2 separate regions of the Homo sapiens genome follow, and region 2 is linked to region 1. A link is a contact called in ENCODE Hi-C data. All regions are on one chromosome and are shown on one strand. Each heading gives the region's core, a stretch centred on a gene start or an enhancer-like site at or near the end of the contact. The rest is flanking DNA. Distances are from core to core; before and after follow the strand shown.

Region 1 (4,480 bases), core at 1,060-3,559:
ATGGTGAAAATAACCTTATTTGGTTGCCATCATTTGATGTCAAAATGACGACCATCTAAACTACTTTTTTTCTCACTAGGTTTACTCTTTTAACCAAATTCATAGCAACTCTCTCTTACTTATTTCAAGCCTATGGGATAGAAATAAGTTGTGTCATTTCTAGTGGTGTTTAGGCATAGGTGTATCTTAAAAGCAATAGTTGAAACCTTCCCAAATCTCTGAAATGACATCTGACCACTGGCTGCCAGGTTGCAAGGTCTTCTGGCTTCCCCCATTTCCTGCATACATTTTTGCTATTTCTGAAATGAGAAGAAATAAATGTACTGCTAATTTACACAAACCTTCTCTAGTAAAAAAAAAAAAAAAGTACACTATAGGTTAAAAAACATTAAATATTACTAATTCTATATGTTTCAATCTAGTACATTAAAATAATATTCATGAAAACACTTTACAATATTGGGGGAAAGCCTTGTGAAATTTCACAATATATTGTTAAGTAAGAAAAATAGTTTATAAAATTATGAAAATGCAATCTTAATTTTGCAAAAGAGATATACAGATATGCATAGCAAAAATACTGTAGGTAGCTCAATAAAAAGTTGACAGTGTTTATCTGTAAAACAAAAACAAAAACAAAAACGCACATTAAGCTATCGCCGTGGCCACCATTTACACGGAGTTACTTAAAACAGAATAAATATATTACCCTATAATTTAAGTCATAAAAATCTACTGAGGAAGTTTAGTCTCTACTAGCCACACAAATAAACAGGTATGATACCATAGAGAACAACCGACAGATACCCCATCTCTGTGGGTTCATTTTGACTTCCTTGCACAAGTAGGTAACAGGAGGGTGGATGATCCGCAGATAGCCAGAGCCATATATTTAGAAGATGAACTCATAACAGAATGATCTGGATTTTGGCACCTGAGTAAACATGACTACATGGGTTTGTATTAACTTCTATTTGACATTCACAGAGAATTCCCACCTCTTGCCTGCATACATGAACTATAGCTAGACTCTTGGAGTCTTTTTTTTTTAATAAAACATTTTTGTGGAGACAATAAAATATATAACACAAAGGAAAGATTCTGATATAGGATTACATTTTGGGTTTGTAATAAACTAGAACATTGTACTTAAAGATAACACTGCTCAAGTTCAGAAAGATTTTTAAAAAGCAAAATATTTAGCATTTTCGTAAATTATGCACAATTAACATAACCTCACTACTATATACATGAAATGTTTAAAAATAAATAAATAGGCCGAGCACGGTGGCTCACACCTGTAATCCCAGAACTTTGGGAGGCCAAGGCGGGCAGATCACTGAGGTCAGGAGTTTGAGACCAGCCTGGCTAACATGGCAAAACCCCGTCGCCACTAAAAATACAAACATTAGCTGGGCACTGTGGCACGTACCTGTAATCCCAGATACTTGGGAGGCTGAGGCAGCAGAATCACTTGAACCCAGGAGGTGGAGATTGCAGTGAGCTGAGATCACACCACTGCACTCCAACCTGGGCAACAGAGCGAGACTCCATCTCAAAAAACTATATATATATTTATTTTACATATTTTATTTTACAAAATAAAATATATATGTAATATATATATATATAATCCCCATAATTTCAAAATTTATAAAAATTTCAGCATAGGGTAGTTTTTCTCACTCATCTACAAACATAATCAGAATTTACAACATGGCCTTGACAACAATTTTATTATACATCCTAAATTATCAGTGACTCTAATTAAATATTTTAATAGCTCTATAGTGAAATTAATGCTTAGGGCAGTAATCATTTGACTACTATAAATCATGTAAAGCTAAAAGTTTAGCAATATAGCTTATAGGTTGATAATCCAGAAGAGAAATATATTTTTATTTTAATGGGAAGAGACATCTTACTGTGTGCTTTTAAAATAAATTAGGTTTAAGAAGTCTACAAATTCTGAAAAGTTACAGGAAAAAAAAAGGATCCATTAATCAAAATTGTGTGACATGAAAAAATTTCATTTTTCAGAATGATCTTTAAGAAGATAAAACTTTCAACAGGGATCACAAGAGCTGGGTTGTTTAATTTGCAGTAGAATTTTTGAAATCTGGAGGAAGGATGACACTCAAATCAGATGTATGCACTTGACTTGTCAATGTAATGGAAAGTTACTTCGGGCAATGATCCCAATAATGCCACAGCTTGGGTGGGAAGTTTACAAGGAAAAACAGGAAGTGATGCCAGGGATCACAAAAGGACACTTCCCTTTTGACTGGAATGAGTATTTTACAAATCAAGGAGTGCTATGCATCCAGGGTGAGGCAGGGGGAGGCAGAGTGTCTCTCAGAAAAGCCTGTAACCTGTGGTCTCACACAGTGACTTCAGAACTTGTGGAATTTTGAATACTGTATCCAATTAGGAAAGTATCCTTTTTGTGTTCACATACTACAGAATGCAGTCCATATCAGTGTTAACTTTTATTTCTTAATCATTCTGTATTAGGCATCAAAAAGCCTACTACTGCTTGCCCAAAATCATTCAGGGAATTAAAAAGTTCTCTCTTTACTTACTCTTACAGTTTTATTTTGACAGACAATGTTGCACCGTATCCAATTTAAATTTGTGATGACAGTGGATTTGGGCGTGCAAATGTGACAGAGAACTTTCTCTTTCTCCCCCTCCTTCTACACCACACACCTACCCCTACGTATATAGCTGCGTGTGTGTGTGTGTGCTGTCTCCTGAGCTATGTCATGATCTTGGATGTGTGTCTGTGGGGCCCCAGTGTTGCTGCTGTGGGCTTTTTGCAACAACTATAAAATTCAGCACATTATCCTCATCTCGCTATAACAGCAAACATCGAAGTATCACAGAATCAAAGGAATTAGTTGAAAATAATTTCATAGACAGAGGTACTTAGCTTTTTATAGCTCTGGCTCAACTTGAATATCAATCTATATTAGGTCCTTTAAAAAAAAATTTAATAGGCCAGGCGCGGTGGCTCACGCCTGTAATCCCAGCACTTCGGGAGGCCGAGGAGGGTGGATCACGAGGTCAGGAGATCCAGACCATCCTGGCTAACATGGTGAAACCGCGTATCCACTAAAAATACAAAAAAATTAGCCAGGCGTGGTGGTGGGCGCCTGTAGTCCCAGGTACTCGGGAGGCTGAGGTAGGAGAATGGCCTGAACCTGGGAGGCGGAGCTTGCAGTGAGCCAAGATGGCGCCACTGCACTCCAGCCTGGGCGACAGAGCGAGACTCCGTCTTAAAAACAAAACAGAACAAAACAAAAACTTAATGAGATCATTCCTAGGTTAGAAGGTAAACTTATAGCTAACTTTCTTCTTGGCAAAAAATCAGGATGCTATATATACACCACTATATATTTGAGCACACACATGTAGCTACATATGTAGGGGTGGGTGTGTGGTGTAGAAGGAGTGAGAGAAAGTCTGTCACACTTGCATGCCCAAATCCACTGTCATCATAAATTTAAATTACATATATAGGTGTGTGTATATATATAATGGTATATATATATTATATACATTAGTTTGCTATATATAATAATAGCATGTGTATATATATATAAAATCATCCTAATTTTTTATCAAGAATACAGTTAACTATAAGTTTACCTCCTAACCTAGGAACCATCTCATTAAGTTTTTTTAAAGGATCTAATATATATATTATTCTAATATGTATAATTCTAATATATAATATATTCCAATTATATACATTTTAACAAATATAAATATAAGTAAATAAATATACATTTTCTAACTATATAGTTAGAAAATAAGACTGGGCACGGTGGCTCATGCCTGCAATCCCAACACTTAAGAAAGCTGAGGCAGGTGGATCACTTGAGTTTAGGAGTTCAAGATGAGTCTGGGTAATACAATGAAACCCTGTCTCTCCAAAAAAATACAAAAAAATTATCCAGGCATGGTGGTGCACACTGGTAGTACAGCTACCTGGGAAGGCTGAGGTGAGAGGATCACCTGGGAGGCAGAGGCTGCCTGCAGTGAGCTGTTTAGTCCAGCCAGAGTGAAACTCTGTCTCAAAAACAAGCAAAAAGAAAAGAAAAGAACACTTACTTGCTTCTTTTCTCAAATATTGCCTTTTCAGTGAGACCTCCCTTACCTAAAATTTCTACCTGTTCCTCCCACCTGCTAACACTTCATATTCCTCTTACCTGCTTTATTTTATCTTTCTTGCATTTAATTTTATTTTTATTATTATTTTTTGAGATGGAGTCTCCCTCTATCACCCAGACTGGAGTGCAGTAGCTCGATTTTGGCTCACTGCAACCTCCGCCTCCCAGGTTCTAGCGATTCTCCTGCCCCAGCCCCCCAAGTAGCTAGGATTACAGGTGCCCACCACCACGCCCAGCTAATTTTTGTATTTTTAGTAGAGACGGGATTTCTCCATGTTGGCTAGGCTGGTCTCAAACTCCTGACA
Region 2 (4,186 bases), core at 445-2,944, 170 kb after region 1:
AATTTTCTGATATCATAAATATCATGAAAATGAGCCTTCCTTAACATAAATTTTTATTGTCATCCATTTCAATTTCCTTAGGTTAGATTCCTATAAGAAAACTTAGTGGGTATTGACAGATTGCTTTTCAGAAAGTGTATAGCAATTTACACTTCTACCAATTATACTGGCATTTATTATTATGTCTTGTTTTTAATAAAGAAAATTATATATCTATTACTGCTTAATTCACATCTCAGTTGATTACAGAAACTAAATATTCTTATTTGTCATTCAAACTTCTTTATTTGCAAATTGTTCATTGTTTTTGCCCACTTTTAATTAGGCTTTCATGTCTGTCTTATTAATGATAAATAAATTAGCCCTTGGATATTGTATTTTAAAATTTCCTAGTAGACAATTTGCCATTTGGTATTTCGATTTTTTTTAACTTTTATGGAACTAAGTCTATATGTCTTTTGTGATTTTTACATTTTTCTTACAAAGTCCTTACCTACAGAAGGGAAAAAAAGATTCCCTTGAATTTTCTTTGAGTTTCATAGTTGCTTTTCTACCAACCTTGGATTACCAATGAGTGATTTACTGCTGAGTGAAAAGCAGAAAAAAAAATGATTTCATTTATTTGAGCGCCTGTGAACGGCAGGCTAGAAAAAAATGCCATTTCACTCGTAATTCTTCGGTTCTTATTTGCAAGGCTGGCCTAAATGCCTTCTCTTTTTGTGGGTTTTATATAACTCACCATTTGTTTCTTTTGGCCTTTCCGCCTAGTTTAACTGCAAATCTGGTCAGATGCCATTCAAAATCCTGAGTTTCACCATTAATGCCCATCATAATACTTATCACTCAGCATTATCATTAGTGATAGTAACATGAATAATTTTTCTCTCTACTCTTCACATTAGTTCATTGATAGAAAATATTCAGCAACTAAAAAGTTTAATATTAAGAGCATATATACATACTTTGACTATAAAGTAAGACTGATTTCTGTAGTTATTAAGAAGTTAATTATTTATACTCAACTGTACACATATATGCATATAATACACACATCCATGTGTATTTGCAATCTGTGTGTAGGGGTGTGTGTGTGTAATAGCTCCCTAATCTTAAAAATAGGCTGAGACAGAAACATGATTTGAGATCCCAGGCAGACTGGTTGAGATCATAACTACATGAAACAACTGCCAAGAGGAGCTCAACTAGGGAATTGAACAGATTAGGTAACTCAGAAATTTAGACATTTCCCCCCATTATGTTCCTCATTGCAGTTTTGTAATAAAAACATGAGCAAACTTCAAAGGAAGCTCTGTAGTAAAGGTTAATTGCTACTAAAGAAGAGGGTGGGCCCAAGCGCCAGTACTTTGTGCCCAACTTGCAAGCAGACAGGAAGGATTACACGTGGCTGAGAGCGGAGGATGTGTGCCCTGCTCTAGGAGGAGAACAGCTCGGCCAAACCTCAAAGCCCCACTAGGGACCTCCTGGTAGGACGTGAGCACATGAGCACAAGTCCATGAGCTGATGCCTGCTAACAGTGCGGCAGGGAAGGGAGGGGGAAGACATCAATTTCCTTACAAAATTAAAACTGGACATGCTCTTCTTCCCTTGTTAGGACAATTCCAGAGCAGTTACAGAGGCTTGTTTGTGAGAAAGCAGAGGACTTCGGGAGCCAGCTCTTCTGCACCAGTAACACAGTGAATAAACACGTGCTGGGCTTGGGGAAAAGGGTGGAGCTCAACTAATGCCAGATGCACAAACAGAACAAAGAAGGAGGCTATGAACTGGCCAGCAAAATCTTCTATGAGAATGGCCCCAAGATAATGAAATTTAAGATCCCAAAGAAACGAAGAAAGGAAACTAGTAAAAGTAGGGAAAATGAATTTCCAGAAAACTGACTTAAACAAGCTGTGAAGGACTGTAGCAAGGGTGCAGAATTACAGGCTTAGAAAACAGAGACATTGAATAGAATGGGAACTGCTGATGGGCATAGTCTTTAGCATGTCCTGCTCCAGAGGGGAGTGAGAAGAAAAGAGACTTAAATGGAGTGTTTGGACACTGGACTGAATCTGTAGAACCCGTGTCTCTAGATACGACCATTATGTTTGGAAATAATCTATCAACATGGCTTGGCACTAGAATTTTTTTAATGACCCTCTAAGCTTCCTTGCACTTTTAGTATTTGCTACTTCATAGTACCATGCTATTCCATGTCTTCCTTATGGAACTTTTCCCCAGTGTTTCCTAAAAATATTTCATATACGAGTTGTCAAAAAGACTCAGAATGGAAGTATTGGGGGCAAGATAGCAAGGGAGATGGCAAAGAATGTGATACGGATGGAAAATAAGGGACTAAATCAATGAGCAAACTTTTATTTTTCTCCTGGTATTGCGGCATACTGTTGCATGTCCTGTGGCTTTTAAATCTGGTTAAGAGATTTTCCACTCCTCTAGGAATTTCACAGACATTTCACTAAATAAATATGATTTGGGAATTAAACTAGTACTCCTAAGCTATTAAAAAATGGGCTTCGCCTCTTCCAAAACTTTCTCTTCAGAGATGGAACTAAGCTTTTGTCAAAAGGTAATGGAAAGAAATTGCTAGAAAATTCATACTTGAGGTACCAGTAAAGCCATTTGGTATCTAGTTACTGAATCTAAAAGAGCTAACGCAAAGACATTAAAGTTCTGTGAGTACTATTCCAAAGGAAAACATGAGCTGGTTAATGTTTGGCTTATTCTGTTGTTAAGGAGCCACCGTCACCAATATCCACTGGAATGACCAGGTAAGAACAGACTTATCACATATCAGATAGATAGTTTTTCTTTTATGTTTTAGCTATGTGCCTCTACTTTCTTTTGCCAGTACAAATTTTTGAGAGACTTTTAGCAACCTCTGATGGACCTGATGGGCTTTTTCTTCATAAGCTTTCTATGTCCCCAAAGTGATTTTCCTTCAGATTCATTTAGAGGAAAGTAGAACCGTCCTGAATTCATGCTGCAGCAGACTGGGTGGTTACTCCTCAGGCAATCTGAAATGACCAGAGTACAGCCTTTCAGTATTCCAGCCATATCTACAGTAATTATTTGCCAGCATATCTAAAAGAAGGCAGGCATTTCCTGTTGCACACAAATGGGACATTCTTATCTAAATTACTGTTTAAACAGGTATTTAAGAAAAGACTATCACAGTCAGGAATTTACTGATGACGGAACACATTAGTTTAGGGCTGGACACATTAGTTGAGGACTAACCATTGTCAAGAAAGGAAGTATATCAGCATCAGGAAGGTATAGAGAATATTTTACAACTCCCATATGGGTCAAGATGGAGGATTGTAAACTATGCCATTTGCATTTGGAGAAAGCAGGAGGGTCACAAGTCCTGGCATGGAGTTGTGCTTGCGTCAATATGTTGCTGAACCCTGGAGTAACCTTGAGAGGCAGAGGCTGAGAGTCATAGCTGCTTGGGGTCTCTGTTTCCCTATCCATAAAATAAGCATGTTGGACAAGTTCATCCCCAGGTCCATTCCACTCAAGCAATCCCAGTTCTACATAGTAGAAACCAGAAGGTGGTCAAAATTTGGTGTGCCAAAAGCTTATAAAATGTATTTCCTGGAAAGACACTCTGAGAATTGGTTTGGTCTCTCCCAACATGTAACCTAGGAGAGACTGTGCTCTAGCTGCCTAACCTTGCTCTAACCAGTGAAACTGGAATTTATTCCCAGTAGAGGCTTATAAAACTGGGCTGTTATTCTCACATTAAGTAGACTGCCCTCTGGTGAGGACTGTGGTTTATGTGTGGGCAGAAGGTGTGGTTTACTACCTCTAATTTGTTTATGTTGTTGATGGTGGTTTCAGAAGAAAGCTGCACCCCTTCACATGCTAAAGAGTGACCGGATTTACTTCCTTTAAAAAAAAAGTGTTTAAAGGTGGGCAGAGACATGAGGGAGCATTAATGTGCCATTGCTAATGGAGGAGCAACTGGGATCCCTGTGACCACAGCTCTGCTTCATTCAGCTCTGCATGTGAAATGAGAGCCCCAACTTGTTTATTATAATTACCTAAGTGTGGCTTGGTGGCTTTTGGCAGAGATCCTTCTTGCCTCCAAAGGAGAGACCAAAACTCAGGAGCTACACGCTAAAGGAAGGAGGATGGTGTGCATTCTGTAGCAAGGAGGCTATAATTC

What was found. A loop is a pair of places that touch in the nucleus more often than their neighbours do. Pooled maps may share reads with other maps.
Region 2: a loop to region 1 is called in a map of endothelial cell of umbilical vein, with 8 times the contacts of the local background. The contact joins two enhancer-like sites. A Hi-C loop is called at or near these places in 9 of 168 maps with a recorded cell type or tissue (Caco-2, Calu3, IMR-90 and 6 more) and 10 of 50 pooled maps.

Annotation. Positions count from the first base shown.
Region 1 is chr3:169,216,227-169,220,706 of GRCh38, forward strand. The region is part of intron 2 of MECOM (MDS1 and EVI1 complex locus); the gene reads right to left. Among named protein-coding and RNA genes, the nearest start is that of LINC01997, 220 kb to the left of the region's middle. Within about 2 kb of position 2,310, at least 2 of the 41 ENCODE cell types and tissues checked have a DNase peak (open chromatin) inside an H3K27ac peak, as active enhancers do; they include endothelial cell of umbilical vein, where a contact is called at or near this core.
Region 2 is chr3:169,386,662-169,390,847 of GRCh38, forward strand. All of the region lies in intron 1 of MECOM (MDS1 and EVI1 complex locus), which reads right to left. Among named protein-coding and RNA genes, the nearest start is that of MECOM-AS1, 59 kb to the right of the region's middle. Within about 2 kb of position 1,695, at least 14 of the 41 ENCODE cell types and tissues checked have a DNase peak (open chromatin) inside an H3K27ac peak, as active enhancers do; they include endothelial cell of umbilical vein, where a contact is called at or near this core.